Regions from separate parts of the Homo sapiens genome. Here all the other regions are linked to region 3. Evidence: chromatin contacts called from ENCODE Hi-C or POLR2A ChIA-PET data. All regions are on one chromosome and are shown on one strand. The core of a region is the stretch at or near the end of the contact, and the rest is flanking DNA. Distances in the headings are between cores, read along the strand shown. Region 1 has its middle 89 kb from the start of LINC00261. Region 2 has its middle 92 kb from the start of LINC01427. Region 3 has its middle 150 kb from the start of LINC01427.

Evidence for each region. Hi-C counts contacts between places; a loop is a spot of excess contacts on that map. ChIA-PET counts read pairs that join two places held with the same protein, here RNA polymerase II (POLR2A).
Region 1: a map of HepG2 shows a loop between it and region 3 (3-fold over the local background). The contact joins two enhancer-like sites. A Hi-C loop is called at or near these places in 1 of 168 maps with a recorded cell type or tissue (HepG2). POLR2A ChIA-PET finds 5 or more read pairs at or near these places in 1 of 52 experiments (HepG2).
Region 2: a loop to region 3 is called in a map with no recorded cell type, with 1.9 times the contacts of the local background. The contact joins two enhancer-like sites. A Hi-C loop is called at or near these places in 3 of 168 maps with a recorded cell type or tissue (HepG2, heart left ventricle and thyroid gland) and 1 of 37 single-sample maps with no recorded cell type.

What each region holds. Positions count from the first base shown.
Region 1 is chr20:22,487,764-22,492,006 of GRCh38, reverse strand. No RefSeq gene overlaps it. Among named protein-coding and RNA genes, the nearest start is that of LINC00261, 89 kb to the left of the region's middle. Within about 2 kb of position 1,511, at least 10 of the 41 ENCODE cell types and tissues checked have a DNase peak (open chromatin) inside an H3K27ac peak, as active enhancers do.
Region 2 is chr20:22,372,830-22,377,179 of GRCh38, reverse strand. No RefSeq gene overlaps it. Among named protein-coding and RNA genes, the nearest start is that of LINC01427, 92 kb to the right of the region's middle. Within about 2 kb of position 2,044, at least 6 of the 41 ENCODE cell types and tissues checked have a DNase peak (open chromatin) inside an H3K27ac peak, as active enhancers do.
Region 3 is chr20:22,427,230-22,431,584 of GRCh38, reverse strand. No RefSeq gene overlaps it. Among named protein-coding and RNA genes, the nearest start is that of LINC01427, 150 kb to the right of the region's middle. RefSeq lists a cis regulatory region at 695-706 and an enhancer at 629-773. Within about 2 kb of position 1,389, at least 2 of the 41 ENCODE cell types and tissues checked have a DNase peak (open chromatin) inside an H3K27ac peak, as active enhancers do.

The sequences.
Region 1 (4,243 bases), core at 262-2,761, 60 kb before region 3:
AAAGAACCGAATTTGGGAGACCAATGTGGGCAGATCACAAGGTCAGGAGTTCAAGACCAGCCTGGCCAATGTGGTGAAACCCCATCTCTACTAATAATACAAAAATTAGCCAGGAGTGGTGGCATGCGCCTGCAGTCCCAGCTACTCAGGAGGCTGAGGCAGGAGAATTGCTTGAACCCAGGAGGCGGAGGTTGCAGTGAGCCGAGATCGCACCACTGCACTCCAGCCTGGGCGACAGAGCAAGACTCCATCACAAAAGAAAAAAGAAAAAAAAAAAAGAACTGGTAGCTGGAAGGTTTTAATGTGGTTCTCATTCACCCTAGCTCCAGTCATGTTGACACACAAGCTACTTACCATTAAGGATGTTAAGGTGAGGTTTTCTATTTAAAAAAATTGCTGTCAGGGACACCTGCATTTTACTTGCTGAGTGGAAATATTAGAATATACCCGTGGGTGACTCTCTAAGCTAAGTTTTGGAAAGAAAACACCCCACTGATGTTAGGGCAAAACAATCCATCCTTGGTACACATCCAAACAAACAAAAAAAAAATTCAGCTTAGCTTTCTAATTTTTTTTTTTTTTTTCCTAGCTGGGGGAAGGATGACACAGGGGAAGAGAGGATTATGGGCTTTATAATCACACATTTCCTAGCCTTGCTTCGCTGAACTCAGGCAGATGCTTTGCAGAAACGTGCAGGATTCCAGGCAGGTGGGTGATCAACCAGAACAAGGCCTAAGGAGTGGGGGCACAGCGGGCAGCAGGAGGGAGCTCAGGGGGCAGGCAGGCTTCAGGTTGATGGCAGCACCTGGGTCCAGGCTGGGCTCTGGGCTCTGCCAGGGAGCCTGGAGCCAGGGGTCTCATTAGTACCTGGCTAGGACTGCAGCCGGCTGATGGCAAATACAGGCTATCAAAGCCCTGTCAGCACTCCTGAATGGGACAAAGAAAAGGCGCATTAATGATTAACTCTGCTAAAAGCTCCGGCTTTTGTATTCCCATGGTGCCTGGCCTATCTGGCTGCCATGTGACCGGCCCGGGCCATTTTCTCGCAGATTGGGGAAAGCTAGTGAGCAAACACAGGTGGTTCTGTGTCGGCCGCGCTGTCAGGGACAACCGCGGACAGCACCAGCTATGCCTGGTGAAATTAGCTGCTGTGTTTGCCTCCAGTTTTGCTTCCTGGTGCTCTTACTTTCTAAGTCGAATGTCATTTTGCCACTCATTTTCAACTATTCACAGGAGGTGCTAAAAAGGGGGAAAAGGCCCCCACGCAAAAATGGGAAAGGGAGACACACAACATCATGTTCTTTGAACTCTGCAATAACGTTTGGCGACCAAAGGCGAGGGCAGGGTAAACTAATTAAAACCTCTCAGGTCTTTAACTTTCTGCAAGAGCAAATTTATTCTTCTCAAAGGGAATTATTTTAGTGATCCTGACCAAATAAGCAAGCTACAACAATGACGTCATAAGCCTGCTGGCATGGACCCAGCTCGGCTCCCTGTGCCATGGGGCCTGGAAGAACCTGCTTTTTAAAATGGGCCGTGGCACTAGCGCCCACCCGTACAAGCCGGGCAATGAGAGGGTGCCCTTCCAAGTCTGACCCTGCCTATTCGTGGTTCAGAGTCAAGGTCCCTCTAGTGGCATTATTTGTTTAAATGCATTTCTTCCTTGGTCTACATCAGACAGACCTTCTTTTTCCTGTTCAAATATTTATATGTGTGTATTATTGCACGCGGCTTCAACTGCTCCCAATCACACCAGCGGCCATAAAGCACAGATTATCAGCATGAGGTGATAAAGGCCCTTTGAGTCAACACCAGAAATGAAGAGAAAATGAAATAAAGTTATAAAAAGAGGACAGCATAAATGTCTACAAAGAGTATATCAGTCTGCAGATATTCAAGCAATTAGCTACAATAGGAAAGACATTTTATCCAAACTAAAGTACCGCTGACATGATTAACAACGTTTGATATTTAAATATAACATTCTGCCAGATTCCCAGTTAAGAAAGAGGGCACTTGCGAAGTCTTTGGATTGGAATGCAGTTAGTTCAGTGTTAGTGAATATCAGCTCAAACACAGCCGTGGTGTGTGCTGCGTTGCTTTCCAATGGACGCTGACCACAGAATAAATGTGAGCAGTCTCTAGCCCCAAATGGCAGGGTGAGGCTGCTGTAATCTCTCAGCGCTGTTGGTTTGAGGTTTGTAGTGGTGTTTATTCTTGCTCCTTCCTCGTGGTTCCTAAACTTTTGATTTTTGTGAAATGAAGGAAATATGGTTATAGGCCCCAGCTGCAGGGGAGACTTGGTTGCCCCTGGGTATAAGCACCTCAGTGTGGATTTCCATGTCATCAAGCAATTTTAGCAGATACATTTTTTTGAAGGGGGCTGACAGTAATTGGTTTTTCTTTGCAAGTGCTGATAGGCAGGCAGTGGTGTCACTCTTGCCCGAATTACTTAGAGCACAAGCATCATACATAAAAACCCTTTATTTATTTGTTTATTTATTTATTTCAAACCAAAAATAAACAATTATGAAGAGCATGTGGCCAAAATGAAAACTCAGCTTTTGGTTTATTTCCAATGCCTCCTTGCTCTCCAACATCTTTATGTTGTTTATCAAAACCATAAGTTAGTTCTGTGAAAATCAACATACTGACAAACCTTTAACTAGATTGACCAAGAAAAAGAGAAAAGGTGAACACCATCAATCAATACCAATTTTGGCCATATCCCGGGCAATAAAACAAATCTCAAAAAATTATAAGAATTGAAATCATAGAGAGTGTGTTCTCTGACTGCAATGTAATAAAAATAGAAATTAATAACAGAAAGATAAGAGGAAAATCTTCAAATACTTGAAAACTAGACAATACACTTCTAAATAACACATAGGTCAAAGAGGAAGCTCCAAGTTAAAAAAAAATTGAACTGAATAAAAATGAAAATATACATCAATGTTTGTGGTACACAGCTAACGTGGTGCTAAGAGAGACAGACATTTATCATTCATAGTACTAAGTGCACACATTAGAAAAACAATTCTCAGCTCAATAATATAAGCTCCTACCTCAAGAACCTAGAAAAAGAAGAGCAAATAAGTCCAAGGCAAGAAGAAGGGATAAATTAATAAAAATACAGTCAGTACTGAATGAAAGTGAAAGCAGAAAGCAATAAAGAAAATCAATGAAAAAAAGAGTTGATTCTTTAAAAAGATTAATAAAACTGACACACCACTAGCAAGACTGACAAAGAAAAGGAGAGAAGACACAAAATACCATCTCAGGAGTGAAGCAGGAGAAATCACTACAGACCTTCCAGACAGCAAAGGATAGAAAGGAAATACTATAAACAACTCTACACACATAAGTTTGACAACTTAAATGAAATGGGCAAATTTCTTGAAAAAAAAAAAACGTAATTTACCCAATATGAAACAGAAAATTTGAATACTTTTATAACAATGAAGGAAATTGAAATTTTAATTTAATAACTCCCCAAAAGAGAAGTCTCCAATCCCAGATGGTTTCAATGGAGAATACTACCATATGGGTACAGCAGAATTAACACCAATTCTATACAATGTCTTCCAGAATAGAGAAGAGAGAAAACACTTTCCAATTTATTTTATGAAACTAGTATTACCTTGATACCAAAACCAGACAAGGGCAGTTCAAAAATAAAATTATAGACCTTCATGAATGTAAACAAAAAATCCTTAACAATATATTAGCAAATAAAATGCAGTGATAGATAGAAAGAATTATACACCACTACCAAATGGGTTTTATTCCCAGGATAGAAGGCAGGTTTAATATTGAATGTTAATCAATGCAGTTCACCATACTAATAGATTGAAGAAGAAAAATCACGTGATTATATCAATCTACAGAGAAAAGCTACTTGACAGAATTCAGTGCCCATTAATGATAAAAGCTCTCAGAAAAATAGGAAAAGATGACATCCTTAACTTGACAAAGACCACTTACAGAAACCTACACCTAGGATTACTTAATTGAGAAATACTGAACACTTTTCCTAAGATTGGGAACAAGGAAAGAATGTCCACTTTCACCACTCTTATTCAACATTCTGCCAGAGCTTCTAGCCAATGCAACAAGCCAAGAAAAGTAAATAAAAGACATACATATGAGAAAGAGAGAAAGAAAACTGCGTTTATTTGTGGATGACATGTTTGTCTATATAAAAAATCTGAAGGAATCTGTAGGAAATCTCTTAGAACTAATA
Region 2 (4,350 bases), core at 795-3,294, 55 kb after region 3:
AGTGACCCTGAAGTGATATCAAACCAACTGACCCAGGGGACTGGGTGAATGTGGTTGAGCATGATCCCGCAGGGCCCTGAAATTCATGGGGAATCATTTTTGTTTTATCCTCTGTCATTTTTTTTTTTTTTTGAGATGGGGTCTTGCTCTGTTACCCAGGCTGGAGTGCAGTGGTGTGATCTTGGCTCGCTACAACCTCTGCCCCCCAGGTTCAAATTATTCTCATGCCTCAGCCTTCCAAGCAGCTGGGATTACAGGTGCCCGCCACCACCATGCCTGTCTAATTTTTGTATTTTTAGTAGAGACGGGGTTTCACCATGTTGGCCAGGCTTGTCTTGAACTCCTGATTTCAAGTGATCCGCCTGCCTTAGCTCCCAAAGTGTTAGGATTACAGGCATGAGCCACCGCGCCTGGCCTCCCTCTTTCTTTTATTTATCATACACACATTTATAGTCATGCTGTGAATATCACAGCAGGACGACTCACAGCATTGGAATTTAAACAATAGTATATTTGTCTTATACTGACGATTTTATATATTATCAAAGGTATTCATATACCATAATTTGCCTTATCTATCCCCAAATCTGAAACCTCCATAATATATCAAGCTAACAAAGTTAAGTAGATGAAAAATATGACTAGAGGGGAGAACAAATTGAGCATGTAAAATGGAACCAAGAATAAAAACAGAAAAATAAAAGCATAAAGATCAATGTACTTAAAAAGTCAATCAATAATGCACTTTCAATCTTCTCACATATTTATTTCATACATTTATCATATTTCAGGCTTTGGAATAAGATGAAGTCACCCAAACTCCATTGTGAAATCTAGTCTCCTTGCAATCTGTCTGACCTCAGAGAGGCAAACAGTGAGTAATTCAAAATATTTTTGAATGAAAGTGTCAGTTTAAGATCCTCAGCATAAAACATACCTACAAAGCCTATTTGCAAAGTAAATTTACTCTGGATTCTTGATACCTATGAAAGTTTTTTCTATTATATTTATTTAAAATTACAACAGTTTACATTAGAAACAAGCTCAAACAATTAAGGTAAAAGATAAATAACTGCATACAGTTTAATTTTACAAAATGCAAACATACATCTTTCATTGTTCCATTATCTGAGTATTAAGCGCCACATAATTGCACAAGGCATTTTCAAATGTCTTAAAGGCTCTAAAATTACAGAGTTGACTTTTGTGAAATAGACTTTATTTTCCTCCATTATTACACAAATAATTGACCACACAGATTAAATTTAAATCGGAATTGGATATGTCCCCTACAGAGTTCATTTCTCTTGTGCAGCTAAAGGTTGGCAGCTTATGATGGCTCACGGAGCTTACTCAGGCCCTTGTGGGATACAGAATGGGCCTTGCATTTTCATAATTTAGGATGTCTCAGCTGGGAGAGACCCTAGAGTCCCCTGGGATCGCATCACATCTAGTTTTGCCCAAGACCACCTCCTTTCTGGCTAACCCAGGCTAATTCTAATGGTGCCTCTTTTCACTCTCAGAAATGTCTGTTTGGGAGATGGTACAGATGAGGAAATGAAAGCCTCCGGATGTAGGTTCTCTGGACCAGACCGCCGCAGCAGAGACCTGTGTTTTCTCCTGGGGATTCGGAAACCCCACTCCCCTTGCCTTCAGAGGCGCTGCCGCTCTCCATTGTGGGGCAGAGGTGAAGAAGCAAAGAAAGTGTCCTTTTCATCCTCGCCATAGAATGAAAAACAATTCATCACCACAATTACTCACCAAACCTGAGAGGAGGACAAAAGAAAACATGTTTACGTTACTTTTTCTTTCATTAAAAAGCAACACGTGTTTTTGCCCATCAGATAGAAAACACAGATGCAGAAAAAGGTAAACAATTCAAAGAAAACCCTCTCTTCTAGAAATACTTAACAGTTACTAATTATAAAGACACATAGGAGTTGCAGGAAGTGATTCTAATTCTTGATGTAAGAGAATATTTTCATGGCATGTTCCACATTGAGAAACCTGATCCAGTGACTCAGAATTATTTCTGAAACAATATCCCCTTCCCCCACCCTCTGCTCAATTTCTTCTAATTATAACTCTCTGAGATATTTGCCTCTGATAATCATAGGGAAAGAAGGGGAGAGGGAAAGGAGAAGAGAAAAGGAATATAGTTCAATTGCCAATATGCCAAAAGTGGAAAGATGGACCCGAGTCTCCTCTGGCGCAGTGTCAGGACTGTACAGCACACACTGGCCAGGCCCGTGCCAGAGGCCCATTGTCAGACACCATGGTGGGAGCATGGGAACCTTCTAAATGAACAGCCCTGCTCAACTCCTTGGGCCTCATGTGGGCTGGGAAAATAGATCTGATTCCACCCTTGTTCCTGCAATACTCAACACAATGCCAAGCCTGTACTGGGCGCCCAATATATTTTTCTTGAATGAGTTAATAAGGCTGATTTTCACAAATTTGTTGTTGTTGGGCTCATTCTAGTCCAAGTTACAATTATAGGCCAAAGTGTTTCAAGGTGGTTTCAAAATTATTTACTTCTTGCAAATGTGTACAAATGTCTAATTAGTCTGCCAGATACTGGAGATACCAGGGTAGATAGGAAAGGATCCCAGAGTCACCTAAATAATCAAATACTAGAGAGAATGTGGTGGAGCTGACCAATTTAGTGAAACAGACTTGGGTTCAAAATCCAGCTCTGTGTCCACTAGTTTTGGATCTTAGGCAAGTTATTTATTATTATTATTATTATTTTTAATATCCCTTCAGCAGGGCTAACCATAATGTTAATTCATATGTTGTTTGAGGATTAAGTGTGATAACTGATGTAAAGCCCTTGGAAGACTGCCCGGCACACGGCAAACCTTGGATGAAGGCGACTGCTACTGTGATTTAACAGCTGTGCAATCTTGGGCAGGTGATACTTGCTGCATCTGTTTACATAGGTGGAAAATGAGGATGGTAGTACAATGATTCATCATGATTTTTAAACTGCAAGACTTTTTATTGTTTGCATGAGACTACAAGGTATGGGTTTCCATCATAGCCCCCATTTTAATCATGGGGACACTAAAGCTCCAAGGCTTTAAGGTGGGTCATCCACTTAGAATCCAAAGCAAGAGTTGGAGCAGAAGCCCTGGGAGTGGAGCCGGAACACCTGGGCCCACATCTGTAGTGGGCAGTTGGTTGTGGTGCCTGGCCAGAGGCCTTTGGAGCCCTTTTTAAACCAGCTCTGTGCCCCTGTTTCCCAGCAGCTGCAAGCTCTGCTGATGAGGGTTCATTTACAATCTTCAGAGATTGCCCATGGGCACTGGAACATCCTTGAAAACACAGACAGAGACCCTTCACCCCCTTGACCAAAAACTCTGCCTTATAACTTACTGTTAAGAGCTCCCTAGGGAATCACGCAGAGGCTGAGACTTCACCTGAAATCATACCCTCATTTCACTTCCTTCCTTTCCCTGTCCTGCTCCCAGATCCCTTGCCAGTTTCTCCTGGGAGTGCCTCCTCCCAGTTGAACCTTGGGCAGGACAGGGTGTGCTGCTGAGAGAGCCTAAACTAAAACTGCACCTGGATGATGCCATTTACATAAAAGATCTCAAATTAATTCATGTCGCTTGGTCGTGCATCAATAAATCCAAATCCCAGGTGCCTTTCCTGGGAAGTGGGATTGAGCTGAAAGGCCAGGGTCCCCAGGAACAGCCTGTTTTAGTTCTCTTCCAAAAGCCATGAGCACTTTCTTTATGTCAAGCACACACCTTCAGGGACTTCACTTCCCTTGTTTATTTCTTGAAGGCACAGCACTGCTCAGAGCCTGTCCCAGAGCTCCTGGATGACGTGTGTCCAGCACATATTTGTGCTGAACAAATATGTGAATTCTGTGTTTCACTGTTACAACCTCATTACATCCTCAGAATAAACTTGAGAAGTAGGCACTCTGATCTCCACTTTGGTGTTGAAGAAATTGAGAGGTAGGGTGATTAAGTTCCTCCCCCAAGATCATTCCGCCAAAAAAGATGAGAGCTGGGATGTAAGACATGTCTGATCAGAAATTTATTTTATTAGACTTCATTATGTTCTTCCCATGAGCTTCCTAACCTGGGCACTGTTAAACATACAGATTCCTGGGCCCTTGAAACATACAGATTCCTGGGCCCCATTTCAGACCTCAGACAATGGAGTTTAGAAATGCCAAGTGCTTTTTCTGGCCACCAACATTTAAGAATTAGGGGAATAGCCAAGCATGATGGTGCACACCTGTAATCCCAGTTACTTGGGAGGCTGAGGCAGGAGAATCACTTGAGCCCAGTTCAAGACCAGCCTAGGCAACATGGAAAGACCCTGTCTCAAAAA
Region 3 (4,355 bases), core at 140-2,639:
AGATAGATAAATAGATAGATAGATAATCAGATGGATAAATAAACATATAGATCAATGGATTGATAGATAAAATAGAAACATATTAGAAGATTTTTTAAAAATTTTTTATTTATAAGAACAAGACACCCTGAGTTATTCCTGTAAAGTTCAGAATGGGCAGAGAGTATCTCATTCTTAAATAAGAGAAGGGAGCTGAGAAACTTCTGTGCAGTAAAATGACTGTTGGTACTAAGACCTATGGATAATTTTTAAAGCATAGTAAGCTAACAAAAAAGTTATAAGAAACTGTTTGGAGGGATTTAAAATTTCAGGATTTTAGATACAAGAGAAGTATAGCCCCTGCCCCGAATGCTTTTATCAGGGCTTTCCAAGAGGAGCAGGCCAACCAAAGCTCCCTTAAAGCCAGCATCTGCCTCCAAAATCCGCCTGGAGTTTCAGCCAGCCTCTGCCACCAAAAGGAGCCAGGGTGGCGTGCACAGCTCTCATAAAAAGGTGCCAATCTGGGGTTTGGCCCGGACTAAATCCGACTGAGATAGAAAGCAGTGACCCTGTAATTGGACGACTTCCCCTGTGTCCAGACCACCATAGAGACTGCTGGGCTGCACAAGCTTCCCGGATCGCAGTTCACCAGGGGTCACCTTCATGCTGTGAGAACAAAGTCCGACTGAGCCCAGGGCCCCAGCTGCATGGTTCTGCTGTGTAAACACAGCGCAGACAACAGGACGACCAAATGTTAGGGTCCCTGTGTGATCCATTGTTGGATTATAGACATGGCCATAGACTCCGTTTCCAACTGCCCCTACTTCTCTCTTGTCTTTCTGTCTCCTCTTCTACCTCATTTGTTGGCTTCTAAACATCCTCTAACAGGACAAATCTTTGGCTGTTTTGCCTTTTTTGTTTTCCAAGCCAGGGTTCCCACTGCACCCCAAACAAGCCCAGTACTTTTAACAGGCACGGCCTCAGCAGAGGTGGCCCCACTGAGGCCTGCATGGTCACACGATGAATATTTTCTCATTTGTCCCCATGAACAAAACTTGCTTAAAATCAGGTGTGGGAGGAGGAGGTTAGGAAAAGGGCTGCCTCTCCTCTTCCTTTTAATCAACCAACTCATCTTTAACTGCCGCCATTCCCGTCCTCTCTGCCAGGCCCCGGCTAATAGAAACTCGGAATGCAGGTTCATACCCCTGCTCTTAGGTGTTCGAGGATGCACTCTGGGAAGCGCCGCTGCATCCATCACTGTCGGTGGCTACTTGAGAAACGCCGTGATGGACTGGCCCGGCAAAGCCCCTCCCCACTGCCCGCAGGCTGCAATTCAATTAGTCATGGTCAGAGGGAGGCATTATTATTCATACACCAACGATTGTTCCCAAAGTAAACAGAGCTGGGATGAGGTCTCTGATCCTCCCAGTGCCTTTAGCTGGGACACAAAAGAAAAAAAACTCCAGAGACACTGGGGTGGGACATTTGATCTGAATTCTGATCTCCTTTGCAAGCTTCCCCATCAAATCTTGTTGATTTCTTTCTTTGCTTCTTTCTTTTTTCACAGTCTTCACAGATAAGTGCCCTGTGTGTGCATACGCAAACCCAGCAGGGCCATTTTATTCCTTTATTGCCAACAATGCCAGAAAGTCTCTTCCACCCAGGACACCCCCCACCACTTTATAATAGGGACATGGATCCCTTAACTGGAGTGAATGATCCTGTTAGAATATAACAGACCAATAACTTCCTAATTCACAATAAATAATCCCTGTAAAAATAAAGGATGACATTTGTATTTTGTAAAGTGCTAACCAAATTGCCCGTGGCCTGGCCAGCCCCCATCTGTTTATCAGTTTTGCTGAGTACAAGTGAACCCAAGATAAATGCCAGTTTTCCTTGGATAAATTTTACAGCCAAGCAGAAACTGCCAAAGCACACAGGAGAGGTAAAAGCAGAGCTGTGTTCTCATTGACAGAAAAGTCAATTTTGCAGGATGGACTTAGGCAAGAGCCTGTGACCCCCGCCCCAACTCAAGTTTGTATGTTTATAATAGGGCTGTTTTCTCTGGGAGGGAATGAGCCAACTCCGGGAGCTGAAAGTTCAATGGAGCAGGCTGGCTGGGGCTTCCCAGCTGCAGGGGGAAGAAACAGCCCTGCCTGCTCACTCTGTTTTGCAGGAGTGAGCGTCATGCACCCTGGCCCAGACAGGGTGATAAACTTGGGGTGTCTGGATAACCCACATGCTCATTTTCACTTTCGCTGCATCTGACCCTCTGAGGATCACTGCACTGGGACACTTGACCAAGCCATGCGTTTAGACACAACACCTTAGCACCTCATTCTGCTCCGGAGAGCCTCAGAGCGTCCAGCTGATATGACGGAAACCCCTTGTGCAGAGTCACCTAGAGCCTTTAAGAAACATGAATTCTCAGGCCTGACCCCAGACCACTGAACCAGAATCTCTGGGGGCCAGGGCCTTGTCATTTGTGATTCACAACAAATCACTATGGGAGGCTGTCCAGACCCCCCTTTAAAGAAAGACTTTAAGGAATAAATCTCAGCTGCTAAGAGTTTCACTGGCAGACAGTTTTCACTATCAGCCCCTTCAGAAATGGGTCAGCTGTGGAGAGCCACCTGGAGCCCGTGCTCAGGCCCCTTTGGGCAGGTCATCCAGTGGCTGATAAATGGATGTGCACATAGGCTCTGTAGCTTGGCCCCACTCAGGACTACTCTGAAGGAACAATCCACTTCAGAATGCCCAGTAGTATCCACTGTGGCTCCCTTCCACAGATATTGGTCCCAGAGCCTCTCCTGAATAAATATCCTGCAAGTTAAACTCCATCTCAGAGGGAGAACCTTATTGCCAGGCTTGGAGAATGATGATCTAGAAAACACTGTTCTTGTCCAACACTCAACCCATCCATAAATTCTCTCCATAATATCACAAACAGCTGGGCACCTAGCCCCAGCCTGGCAAGCCAGAGGAAAGAATCCATCAGCTTCTGATCCAGTCCCTCTGGACAACACTGGGAGGAATAAGTTGGGCCCCTTAATTCTCTTGCTTTCCATAGAAAATTGAAGAGCCCTGGAGTTCTACTGCTGGCTCCACTATTAGAGATGGGTTGAATGATTCAAATTACTTGGCCTCTGTTTTTCCTCTGTAGAAATACAGAAATGGTGAGGGATTTTGGAGACAGAATGAAAAAACAATTACCTCCTAGACTTTTTCCTGTTCTACCATCGGTGACCCATGGAAAGAAGAAAGGGAGGGAGGACCGGAAGGAAGCAATGTGCTGAAGACCTGCTCCTCTCATCAAGAGGTGGCATCAACTTCCCTCCCATGGAACAGGGCTGGGTTTAGTGACTCACTTCTAATGAGTAGGATGGGGCAGAAGTGGCGCTGCATGACTTCCAAGGCTAGATTGTAAAAGGCAATACAGTTTCCACCTGGTGCTCTCTCTTAGGACACACACTTCAAAAGATTTGAGCCCCCAGGTAAGAGACCATATGGGGAGACCACATAGAGACAGGGAGGCCCAAGGAGGCCAGCTGTTTGAGTCTTCTGTGAGCTAACACCAGCCCCAGTCACTGTCCAACTGTTCCTACATGAGAGACCCTGAGTGAGAACTGCCCGGCTAAACTTAGTCAACTTGCAGAATCATGATCAATAATAATAATAAACGGTTTGTGTGGTTTTACAGTAAACTTGGGGTGGTTATTACATAGCAATAGTTGAGCTGGGGTGAATAAGAGATCTTAAAGCAGAGATCCATATTTATTCATAACATTGAGAATAACTTGACAAATATACATACCCACATATTTATGTGTGTGTGTATGCATATATATGTATATATATATAAAATTTGGAAGAAGGTAAACCTGGTTCTAAAACTACTCAAACAAAACAAACTCAAGTTGTAGTCATGAGATTTTTCTCACAGGCCTCAGTGAGGACAGGTCAAGCACTGATGAGGCAGAGACTGGGCCTTTGTCCACACGCCAATGACTGGCCTACCTCGTCTGTCTAAAGATATTTAAGAGCTGTAATAACCAAGCAGATGTCACATCTACATGCTCAGCATATGCACTCATCTCCACAGGGATGCCAGTGATGCTCACTGGAGCCTGTTTTCTCCATTTGACATAGTTGTTCTAGGCCAGGCACAGTGGCTCACACCTGTAATCCCAGCACTTTGGGAGGCCGAGGCCGGTGGATCACCTGAGGTCTGGAGTTTGAGACCAGTCTTGCCAACATGACGAAACCCTGTCTCTACTAAAAATACAACAAATTATCTGGGATGGTGGCAGGAACCTGTAATCCCAGCTACTCAGGAAGCTGAGGCAGGAGAATGGCTTGAACCTGGGAGGCAG